Regions from separate parts of the Homo sapiens genome. Here region 2 is linked to region 1. Evidence: read pairs that join two places in POLR2A ChIA-PET (ENCODE). Cell type or tissue: PC-9. All regions are shown on one strand. Each heading gives the region's core, and the rest is flanking DNA. Links, peaks and the distances in the headings are about the cores only. Region 1 holds the start of EVPLL (envoplakin like). Region 2 overlaps SMCR8 (SMCR8-C9orf72 complex subunit).

What was found. Peaks named below come from ENCODE experiments on the same cell type or tissue, not always from the same donor. Only the 100,000 strongest peaks of a DNase experiment are listed, where the experiment ranks them.
Region 2: POLR2A ChIA-PET joins it to region 1 with 7 read pairs; 15 of 35 experiments call an interaction of 5 or more read pairs at or near these places.

Annotation. Positions count from the first base shown.
Region 1 is chr17:18,375,661-18,383,251 of GRCh38, forward strand. It overlaps EVPLL (envoplakin like), which reads left to right and starts at 2,118. Exons shown (of 11, transcript NM_001145127.2): 1 at 2,118-2,323; 2 at 5,242-5,340; 3 at 5,707-5,861; 4 at 5,943-6,070; 5 at 6,853-6,978; 6 at 7,166-7,204; 7 at 7,365-7,525. The coding sequence starts at 5,278. RefSeq lists enhancers at 4,419-4,920, 6,864-7,435, 7,436-7,591 and a silencer at 7,518-7,591. In PC-9, for the core only: no CTCF peak of the experiment used is centred there; a DNase peak (open chromatin) is centred at 1,981.
Region 2 is chr17:18,319,066-18,323,065 of GRCh38, forward strand. SMCR8 (SMCR8-C9orf72 complex subunit) reads left to right here. Exons shown (of 2, transcript NM_144775.3): 2 at 3,552-4,000. Among named protein-coding and RNA genes, the nearest start is that of SMCR8, 5.8 kb to the left of the region's middle. RefSeq lists a silencer at 2,424-2,616 and enhancers at 3,128-3,629, 3,630-4,000. In PC-9, for the core only: CTCF peaks have their summits at 965 (motif pointing right) and 2,408; no DNase peak of the experiment used is centred there.

The DNA.
Region 1 (7,591 bases), core at 244-4,243:
CACCTCCCAGGGAGGGGCCAAGCTCAAAGGTGAAGCAGCCGGGCTCGGTGGCTGACGCCTGTAATCCCAGCTCTTTGGGAGGCTGAGGTGGGCGAATCTCCTGAGGTCAGGAGTTCGAGACCAGCCTGGCCAACATGCTGAAACCCCATCTATACTAAAAATACAAAAATTAACTGGGTGTGGTGGTGTGCACCTGTAGTCCCAGCTACTCAGGAGGCTGAGACAGGAGAATTGCTTGAACCTGGGAGGCAGGGGTTACAGTGAGCTGAGTTGGTGCCACTGCACTCCAGCCTGGGAGACAGAGCGAGACTCTGTCTCAAAAAAAAAAAAAAAAAAGAAAAGAAAAGGTGAGTCAGGGAGGCCAGGGGTGAGGCTGGCGTTGGCCCCCATAGTCATTCACACAAACGGCTCCTTTCTGAAGACAGTTGATTGCAGGCGTACAATGAGTGGTTAGAAGACAAGTGTCACCAGGAATAAAGTGGGAGCAGGCTGGGGCAGAGGCTGAGTGGCCAGTCATCTCTATTGGCATCTCACTCAAGACATGGGCCGGGAGCTGAGGACACTGGAGACCACTTTGTTTCCTCATTGCTGTCAGGGGCCTCTGCTGCCCTCCCCACCCCCACTGCCCCTGTCAGCTCCTCCACCTCTAGGAATGGGGGTTTACTGCATCCCCTCTCCATGGCCGAGTTCAGGAGCTTCCCATGAGATTCACCCAAAAAGGGCACAGGCCTTTTCTATCCCATGGGGGCCTGAGGCCAGTATCAGGTGTCGGTCCCTGGTCTCCCCCATCTGCTGGGACCTTTCTCTCCTGCCAGGCTGTTTTGTCCTCAGCGAGGCCTGCCAGGATGACCAGGTGATGTCACCCAGTCCGCCTGTTCCATCCCCTGGCTCCCCCTCAAGCCCTCCTTCCACTAAAACCACGGGGATTTCAGGAATGACCTGGAAAGCGACGCCACCTCTGCAGAAGGGGCCTGTTACGCTGGGCCAGTAAAATGAGCGCCTGGAAAGGGGGGTCCCATCGCCCCTTTCTTGAAGACGCTGAGGGTCACCACAGAAGGAAAAGGCAGCAGCCCTGGTCCCCAGTGTGAGGAAAAGACCAATAAGCTGGCATCACTCTCTGCCACTCAATCTGACTTCATAAAAGCCACCAGGGGCCATTTCTGGGTGGGGGAAGAGGCAGGTAGGAAAAGCCAAGTGCATCGGGCTCCCGGGCCTCAGCCAGAGCCCAGGCTTAGTGGCACCTGAAGCCAGCCCTGGTGCTGCTGCACTGTGCACACTTTATAAAATGGGGCCGGGCATGGTGGCTCATGCCTGTAATCCCAGCACTTTGGGAGGCCAAGGCGGGTGGATCACTTGAGGTCAGGAGTTCCAGACCAGCCTGGCCAACATGGTGAATCCCCTTCTCTGCTAAAAATACAAAAATTTTCTGGGCGTGGTGACGGACACCTGTAATCCCAGCTACTTGGGAGGCTGAGGCAGGAGAATCGCTTGAACCCGGCAGGCAGAGGTTGCAGTGAGCCGAGATCGTGCCTTTGCACTCCAGCCTGGGTGACAGAGCAAGACTTTGTCTCTTAAAAAAAAAAAAAATGGACCTTGTGCCAGTTGTCTGGAGTGAACGTCCCCTGGCTGCCCCATCATGTCAGTGGAGAACACAGAGCCAGGCCCTGGGCTGGCAGGACACCCCCTCCTCTCCTGGGGGATTGAGAGCTGTGGGTGGGGGCCAGCCTGGCAGCAGGGCCTCTGAGCTGGCTGGAGATGTTTATTAATCCTGAGCTCCAGAGCTGGGGCCTCTCCGCTGAGCCTGCGCCTGCATGTGCACGTCTGTCTCCAGACCCATCTGTCCTGGCCCAGCTCCTTCCCTATCTGGGTGTAATCGCCACCGCGCTCCCCTGGGCATGTGGGTGTAACAAGTCCAAACCTTCTGTGGGAGTCGGGCAGGCTCGGCCCCACCCTCAAGGCTGTGCCCTTTCCTCCCAGACTGGTTATGCAAGAGCAGGCATGAGTGTGGTTTTTGTGGGTGCATGCGCGGCAGGCCTGGGGCCTGGCCGCCTGCTGCCTCACCTGCAAGGAGGGGCCTCCCAGAAACTCCCTTCCCCAATGCCCAGCCGCCCCACCTTGCCAGACTTAGCTGACCAGCCAGCAAGGACGCCCGCTGCCTCCCACCTGCCCTCCTGCCCTCCTTCACCAGCCAAGCCCAGCCTGAGCCAGCACCTGCCTTTATGACCATGTTCAAGGGACTGAGCAAAGGCTCCCAGGGGAAGGGGTCCCCCAAGGACTCCCCAGCCAAGGGGTCCCCCAAAGGCTCCCCCAGCAAGCACAGCTGGTGAGTGGGACTAGGGGATGGGGAGCCAGGGAGCTAGGGTGGGGGTGGTGCCAGGCCCAGGTCCTTGAGCCACCTGGCGGCGGCCCAGAGCCCAGGACCAGCCCCGTGCTGGCATTTGGTGTCCCGAGGACAAAGGGCCCAGGGGTGGACTCTCTCCCTGCCTTGGGAGCCGCAGGCCCAGGCCGAACTTCAGCCCTGGCAGGAGGCAGGGGATGGCCTGGGGCTCCCTACATCCTCTAAGGGGGCCTGTGGGCCACAGATTGATGCTGCTCAGCGGGAGAAGTGCCGGACAGGAGCCTGCACTGATGCCCTCCTCTGCCAGAGGCTGGGACACAGGAGAGCCTGGTTGTGTGACTGCAGCTCTGCCCCAAGGCTCTACTTGGCTGGGATGACCCCTGGAGCCTGGGTGCAGGGCATGAGGACTGAGGGGGTGGGGTGGGATCCCTGGGGTAGGGATGCAGGGGCTGTGCTGCCTCCTGCCTAAGCCAGAGCCCTCCCCAGAGCTCTCACCCAGGGCCTTGTTGTATTGAAGAGTTAGGGGTTCATGGCTGGGCGCGGTAGCTCACGCCTATAATCCCTGACTTTAGGAGGCCAATGCGGGAGGATTCCTTGAGCCCAGGAGTTTGAGACCAGCCTGGGCAACATAGGGAGATCTTGTTTCTATAAAAAAAATAAAAATAAAAAACAGCCAGGTATGGTGGCTCATGCCTATTGCTTGAGCCCAGGAGTTTGAGGCTTCAGTGAGCCATGATCACACCACTGCGCTCCTGCCTGGGTGACAGACTGTGACTCTGTCTTTAAAAAAAAAAAAAATCCTGGTGCAATACCTCATGCCTGCAATCCTACCACTTTGGGAGGCTGAGGCGGGTGGATGACTTGAGCCCAGGAGTTGGAGACCAGCCTGGGCAACATGACGAAATCCCATCTCTATAAAAAATATACAAAAATTATCTGGATGTAGTGGTGCATGCCTGTAGTCAGAGCTACTTGGGAGGCTGAGGTGAGAGGATCACTTGAGCCCGGGAAGTCGAGGCTGCAGTGAGCCGTGATCACTCAACTGCACTCTAGCCTGGGTGACAGAGCAAGACCCTGTCTGTTAAAACAAAACAGAATAGAGCTGGGGCTTCCTTTTCCAGTGGGTGTGGTGCAGGGGGCACTGGGCCTCCCTTGGACCACCCGGTTCTCTGGGGCCCAGCCTCAGCTCTCTGTGGATGGATTGGGTGGCGCTCTTCCCACTCACTGGCTTCAGCTCATCTGCAGAGGAGGCAGCAGCCCGCCTGGGTCCAGGGTGTCGAGATAAGCTCAGGGATGAAAAGCTGGTGTGGGAGTGGGGGTGCCCATTACCCCGATAGGGATCAAGGCACCAACAGACACCGAGTCTGGGCGTCTGGGCCGACGGGAAAGACAGTGGTTAAGACTCTCAGCTAACACTCTCACTGAGTGACCTGTCCTCCCTGGGGCACCTGAGCCCCACCCAGGGTGGAGTGTGCAGCTCCTGGTGGGAGCAGCCATCCCAGGAGGCGGGACCTGAGCAGGAGTGCCCAGGGCCCAGCACCTGCAGCTCCCACTGTCCAGGCAGGCTCCCCAGCAGTGTGCTCCTGGCCTGGGGCAGCTCAGTCCTCAGGGCCCTGTTGGCTCTGGATCACCTCACGTGCGATCCACTCGTTTGACATGAACTTACTGAGCACTTACTGCATGCCAGGACTGTTCTAGGCACTGGAGATGTCGCTGTAGACAGAACCAACAGGCCCCTGCCTTCAAGGCACTAGCCCTCTAGTGGGATAAAAACTAACACGTGCTGGGTGCCGACTCTGCACCAGGCCTGCACTGGATGTTTCAGACAGATAAATTCAATTAATGCTCACAATAGCCCTAAGGCATAGATATTTTTATTAAAATCCTGCTTTACGAGTGAGGAACCTCAGGCACAGAGAGGTTGAGTAACTTGCCCAAGGTCACACAGCATTAATGATGGAGAAAGATGAAACCAGGCTGTCTTGGCCACAGAGTTCTTCCAGACTGCTGTGCCTTCACCAGCACTGTCCCGTTGCCTGGGGGGGCCCATCCTTTGACCCAGTTCAAGGCTTCCCCTGCCCCAGGATAATGATCCCCCATAAGGCACTGTGCTCATAAGGCTTGGACCAATCTGCCCTCTTTTAGGTCTGCTTGGCCTTGTGACCTCCACAGAGTGACTGCATGCACACAGCAGGTGCTCTATGGAGGCTGCAGGGCGAATGCACAGAAAAAGCCCTGGGGTGGAAGCAAGGTTTCCCCTCCGTCCCTGACCACGTAACTCAGAGCAAGTTAGGGCACAATCTGGGCTTTGAACCCTCAACTCTGGAGAATGTTAGGGTGCCCAGCAGTCTCTTGCGCCTGCCCCCGCTCCCCGACTCTGACAGTGTGAGGCTCCTCTAGACGGCTGCTGAAGCCAGCACTCTGGCAAAGCTCCCTGGGGTGGAGGAGGTATAGGGGAACACAGGGCTGGAGTGGGAGGAGGTGGGGGTGGGGGGCATGCTGCTGCCTCCCTGCCCCAGCCAGCCCAACTGCCCCTCCCAGGGCCCAGCCAGGCTGGCTCAGGTACTACCGGCTCACAGGGGGGAAGTGGCAGGCAGCTGGGTGGGGTCGGGAACTCACTGCCAGCACAGCTGGCTGAGGCTGGGACACCGAGGCCGCCTGACACCCAGCACCACACAGACCTGAGACCCTCACCTTTTGACCCCTCATGTGGCGGGGCAGTGCTAACACCCCCAACCAGGTCTAGCTCACAGAGCCTCCTGCAGAGAGAGACCCCAAAGTCAGGGCAGTGTGCTAGGCTGTGGGGGCGGGATGGGGTGGAGAGAGGGCAGGGGACGCCACCTGGATGGGGCACAGAGGGGCCTCTTCCACCGAGCTGCCCACTGTCCCCTCCACCCACCAAGAATGCCACCCAGGAGCTGACCCTGCTCATCTCCCACATGCAAGCCAGCGCCGACCAGGTGGAGCGGGACATCCTGGAGACGCAGAAGAGGCTGCAGCAGGTGAGAACCCGGCAGCAGTTGGCAGGGTGTGGGCAGGCTGGGTGGCATGGGAGGCCCATCATCAGGCCTGGCACTCCCTGAGTGCCCCCTGGTGATGGTGAAGATGGGACAGATGACATTTGTCCTGCACCGCCTGTCCCCTAACACACGGTGGGAGAGAGGGCTCAACTTCCTTCTTTGCTGGGCTCCCCTGTGTCTTTGTCACCTGCCTCATGGACGCCCTGGGCCTGACCCTGTGCCTGGCGTGGGCCTCGAGGTTGGCCAGCATAGCTGGGGTCCCAAAGGTGGGGCTCAGGCCCACAATGATGGGCAGCAGGGGTGTGGGGGCTCTGGACCCTGGCAAGTCTGCCCATCCCCTGCCCACAGGACCGGCTGAACAGTGAGCAGAGCCAGGCCCTGCAGCACCAGCAGGAGACGGGCAGCAGCCTGAAGGAGGCCGAGGTGCTGCTCAAGGACCTCTTCCTGGACGTGGACAAGGCCCGGCGGCTCAAGCACCCGCAGGCTGAGGAGACTGAGAAGGAGTGAGTGGGGCTGCGGCAGGGCTGGGGGTCCCTGGGGAAGACCCAGGCCCAGCCCTGACCTGCTGGCCACCTTCTTGACAGCATCGAGCAGCTGCACGAGCGGGTGACCCAGGAGTGTGCGGAGTACTGTGCCCTGTACGAGAAGATGGTGCTGCCGCCCCGACGTGGGATCCAAGGTCGACTGGGCACACGTGCTGGAGCAGAAACAGGTCAGGAGCTCAAAGTCACACCCCAGTGTGATCAGAGGGTGATACGGAACTGCATTTAACCCAGGGCCTGACTGTAGGCTTGAACAGTCAGTGTATAGTGGTGTCTCAGGGGTCTGGGCAGGGAGACAGCAGAGGAGACAGTGCAGTCAGGGAAGACTTCCTGTAGGAGGAGGCACATGAAGAGACCTCAGAGGGGTGAGAGGGCTCGGTTGGGTCAGGGTGAAGTAGTGAGGAGAGGACAATTCCAGAAAGAAGGAGCAAAGGCACCTGCCAGGAGGAAGCCTAGGATTCGATGGGAAGTGGGGATTTCTGGCCAGGTGGGCAGAGCCAGGACATGGGGCATTCTGATCCCTGGTTGAGGAGTTGTGCTTTGATGCCACACAGAAGGGGTGTCATCATGACAATAGAGGAACAGTGGGGAAGGGCCCGGGTGCAGCAGGGCGTTCTGAGGGCCCTAGAGCTTGGCTGGAGGTGTCCAGGCAGGAAGCACTGAGGCTGGGTCACAGACAAGGCAGGATGGAGCTGGAGACTTCTGAGGCTGAGCCCAGCGTCTGGGAACCAGTGGGACTCAGGGGCCACTGCAGAATGGCCTCTGCAGTGGCCACCCTGCAGAGCAGAATGGCTCACCCTGGGTGAGCTGCAGGGCGTGCACCCGGGCTGCTCTCAGGCTCGTCCACGCTCTGCCCAAATGACCAAGTCCACTTCTCCGGGTGGGAGACGTGTGGGGTTCTCTGGCTCTCCACCCTGGTCCTGTGGTGACTGAGCCGCCGGCTCTCCTGCAGAAGCTGGTCTGCGCAGGCCAGTATGGGCCGGGCATGGCGGAGCTGGAGGAACAGATCGCGGAGCTCAACATCGTGCAGAAGGAGATCAACGACCAAGGAGAGCAGCTGCGGAGCCTGGTGGGGCCGGTGGGTGAGCCGGGAAGATGTTACATCCGGGGCCAGCCCCAGCCCCTGTTTTTCCAGTCAGAGCCGGAGCTAGATCGGCTGGGCCCTGGGGATAGGGGTGGGTGGGGTATGGCTTGCCCAGATCTTAGGGGGCCGTCTCCCTGTGCCCCACCTCTCACGGGCTTGTTTCTCCCCTTGGTCAAGGCAGGATGCCGCCACCATCCGGAGCCAATACCGAGACCTACTGGTGAGCAGGAGGGAGGGTCGGGCAGGGTGGCTGCAGGTGGGCCTGGGTGGCCGCCCGGACCCTGCCCGGGGCCAGTGTTCCTGAGCGCCGCCCAATGGCGCCTTTTGCCCCCCACTTTCTCTCTCCCCACCCTGCTGCTGGCGGCGGGTCCTGAGCACAGAGGGCGGCGTCGTGGCGCGGGCAGAGCCTGGGCAGCCTGTACACGCACTGCAGGGCTGCACGTGGCAGCTGAGCGCCCTGGCGGAGCAGCAGCGCCGCATCCTGCAGCAGGACTGGAGCGACCTCATGGCCGACCCTGCGGGCGTGCGGCGGGAATACGAGGTCGGCTGGCAGAGGTTGGGGCCAGGCGGGGGCGACCAGGGCCATCCTGGTCCTCACCGCCGCTCC
Region 2 (4,000 bases), core at 1-4,000, 57 kb before region 1:
GAATTCCTGGGGGAGGTGAGCAGTAGACGCCACCTGAGGGTATGATAAGATGAAACTGTTGTGGGCTGTGGCAGTTAGCGGGAGCAGTGGGTGGTCTGGGTCAAGTCCTGGTGTGCCACCACTCGCTGTCTGGATTCGGACCAACCATCTCATTCAGTCACCCAATCATGTTGAACACCTCTGAAGGGCTCCCGGGGCCCACCTGAGAGCCATCGGAAGGGTCCACGTTTAGTGCATGTCCAAAAAAACACAGCACAGTGCAGTGCTTGGCCCTGAGAAGCACTCAGAGGGTGGAACCGGCACCGACACAGGCAGGCAGACTGGGGCCTACCTGAGGCCCAGCTTTAAAAATCACGAGCAGGAGAGATGTCTTCGGTGGTTGTGACCTTCCTATCCTCGGAGGTGTTGCGCTGCAGAGGCTCTGCACTCTGAGCACCACGGCCCAGAAGTGTGCCTCCTCACTCAGGCCCACTGCTCACATGATGGACTCTCTTTCAGGACTCTCACCTCCGAACACCAGTCTTGCTGGCCCTTGATTTTTTTCACTCTGCCTGGAAATGCTTGTAGTTGGGTCAGCCATCTGTGGGGATAAGAGATGGCTAAACAACCAAGCTGGTATCCTGTCATTTGCGGGTTTTTTTGTTTTGTGTGTTTTTTGTTGTTGTTGTTGTTGGAGACAGAGTCTTGCTCTGTTGCCCAGGCTGGAGTGCAGTGATGTGATCTCAGCCCACTGCAGCCTCTGCTTCCTAGGCTCAGGTTATTCTCGTGCCTCAGCCTCTCCAGTAGCTGGGATTATAGGCGTGCGCCATCATGCCAGGCTAATTTTTGTATCTTTAGTAGAGACAGGGTTTCACCATGTTGGCCAGGCTGGTCTCAAATGATCGGCCCACCTCAGCCTTCCGAAGTACTGGGATTATAGGCGTGAGCCCGGCCCTGCTGTCATTTTAAGTGAACACCAGGGGTCATCCTATTGCTTACTAAGCAGCAGTCACAAGCCCAGACCGAAAAGCAGAGCACAGTTCTGCCTGGAGAAAGTGCTAGCCTAGCGTGTGTCAGAGGCCCTGGGTTGAGTCCTGGCTTGACCACTTGCTAGCTAGGTGACCTTGCACAAGCTGCCGCTTTACCCAGTCCTCTGTGTCCTCATTGGTGGAGAGGTGTCCTCCTGCGGCGGGCATGGTAAGTGCAATGTGAGGCTGCAGTTGGGGTGCCGTGCGCTTGGGGGCTGGAGAGCTGAGGCTTGTCCCTTCCCGTGTCATCTGGCCTCCTGAGGAGGAGCTTTATGGAAACAGAAGTGGAGGAACAGTTAGAATAGCCAGCTTCTTCCAAAAGAAGTGCCACCATTGGGGCAGGTGTCAGCTGCATCAGGGGATGCTGGGCCTGGGAACAGGTATCCCAGCAGAGACGGAGGGGCAAAAAGGTGGGAGGTGAGGCCTGGGTGCCCTGTGGCGGCAGCACCTGTGGAGCTGGATGTGCGGAGCTTGGGAGGTGTTTGACTCTGGCCAGCCCCACTTTAGGGAGGTGAGGGTGAAGGCGTTAGAGAGCTGAGAAGGTCCCGGAACACAGGGGCCATGCAGCATGGGTTGAGGAGAGCGTCTCACTGCCCTCATGAGCTTTCTTAGCTGTCAGCCACCTGCAGGCCCCAGTTCCTCCATGCCTGTGGGATGCATGTGGTCCATAGCCCAGTGCTGTCCCTATGGTCAGGATGCATGCAGTATGCATGGCCTGTCTCAGCTGTCCCATCTCTGTGACCTTGCTTTTGCCGTGGTCTGCCACACCCTCCTCAGTCCCTAGAGCCCACGCTGCTTCTGAGGGCCAGCTCTGAGGCAACTCCACGAATCCCCCAGGTCTTCCCAACTACAGCCTCTCCCAGGGAGAATGAGACCTTGTCTCCCTTCACTTCACTGTACTTGTGCACATTTCTTTTTTTCTCAATCAGACTGAGCTCATGCAGGACAAGAGTTCTAGGTCATTCTTCATTACAGTGTTAGCTCCCAGGTCAATGTTGGGATGTTATAGATGCTCTGTAAATGATTGTTAAATATACAAGAAGATAAAACCCAGGAAGGAAAAAGTACTGTGAGAGTACCTTGGTCCCAAGTCACCGTCAGTCCTTCTTACACCATACCTGTCTGACGTAAACCCTAAATGTCTGGGCCCTACAGGGCAGTCCCTGCTGCTCTGGGGAAGCTGCTTCAGGAGGGTGTTTAAGGAACCGCTCCCCTCACTGAGTGAACACTGGCTTTTCCTGGCTCTGATGTGCCAGGCATTGGGGGCATGAGACCAGATCAGGTGCAGTTCTGGGACCCTAGAATCTTGGAGCTGCTTGTCCAGTGGGGAGAAGCCAATGAACAAACAGCAGTCACCCCACTGGTCAGTGCTAGGCTAAAAGTAGTGATGGCGATGACAGCAGCGCCTACCGAGGGCCAGCATTGTCCTAAGCACAACTCATTTTGTCTCCACAGCGACCCCATGAGGGATGTAATAGTAGTAACTGGCCTGTACAGTGGCTCATGCCTGTAATCCCAAATCTTTGGGAGGCCAAGGCAGGAGGATCACTTGAGCTCAGCAGTTCAAGACCAGCCTGGGAAACATAGCAAACTTCCATCTCTACAAAAAATTATCTGGGTGTGGTGGCATACGCCTATAGTACCAAATACTTGGGAGGCCAAGGTGGGAGGATTCCTTGAGCCCAGGAGATGAAGGCTGCAGTGAGTCATGATCGTGCTACTGCACTCCAGCCTGCGCAACAGAGCAAGACCCTGTCTCTAAATAAATAAAAACAGTAGGAATGTTATCTCCATCTTATAGGTGAGGCTCAGAGAGGTTAATGAATTTGGCCAAGGTCACAGCAGGAAAGCAGGAGAGGATCAGGGAAGGCTGAATATGCTTTAAATTAAGCTAAGTACAAGAGAGAGAGGTTATTTCAGGCAGAAAGAAGAGGTTTTTTTGTTTGTTTTGTTTTTTAAGACAGAGTCTCGCTCTGTTGCCCAGGCTAGAGTGCAGTGGCACGATTTTGGCTCACTGCAAGCTCTGCCTCCTGGGTTCACAGCATTCTCCTGCCTCAGCCGCCCAAGTAGCTGGGACTACAGGCACCTGCCACCACACCCGGCTAATTTTTTGTATTTTTAGTAGAGACAGGGTTTCACCGTGTTAGCCAGGATGGTCTCGATCTCCTGACCTCACGATGCGCCTGCCTCGGCCTCCCAAAGTGCTGGGATTACAGGTGTGAGCCATTGCACCTGGCCTGAACAAAGAGGTTTGTAATTCTAAGGCCCCACTGAAAGCTTGCCATGGCTCCAAAAAAGAGTCCATTCAGCAGGAATCGGACCACAAAGGGCTTTGTGGGCCACCCAGCGTGTTTTTGACCTTGGTCATAAGAGTGGTGAGGAGCCCTTTGAAGATTACAATGATCAGATTTGTCTTCCAGGAAGAGCCAGTGCATGCTGGCTAGGTGGATGCTGGCCTGGGGACAGGAGGCCTCACCTCCCAAGCTTCTGCCTCCACTTTCCCGGCCCTTGCCCTTCCTCCTGACCTTGGCCTGTCTGTTTCAGAGTGGCCTCCCCTGCCGGTGCCGGTACCCTCCATGCCCTGAGCCGCTACAGCCGCTACACGAGCATCCTGGACCTTGACAACAAAACCCTGCGCTGCCCCCTTTACAGAGGCACCCTGGTGCCCCGCCTGGCAGACCACCGCACACAGATCAAGCGGGGCAGCACCTACTACCTGCATGTCCAGAGCATGCTCACCCAGCTCTGCTCCAAGGCCTTCCTCTACACCTTCTGCCACCACCTGCACCTGCCTACCCACGACAAGGAGACAGAGGAGCTGGTAGCCAGCCGCCAGATGAGCTTCCTAAAGCTGACCCTGGGTCTGGTGAATGAGGATGTTAGGGTGGTCCAGTACCTGGCTGAGCTGCTGAAGCTGCACTACATGCAGGAATCTCCAGGGACCAGCCACCCCATGCTCAGGTTTGACTATGTCCCCAGCTTTTTGTATAAAA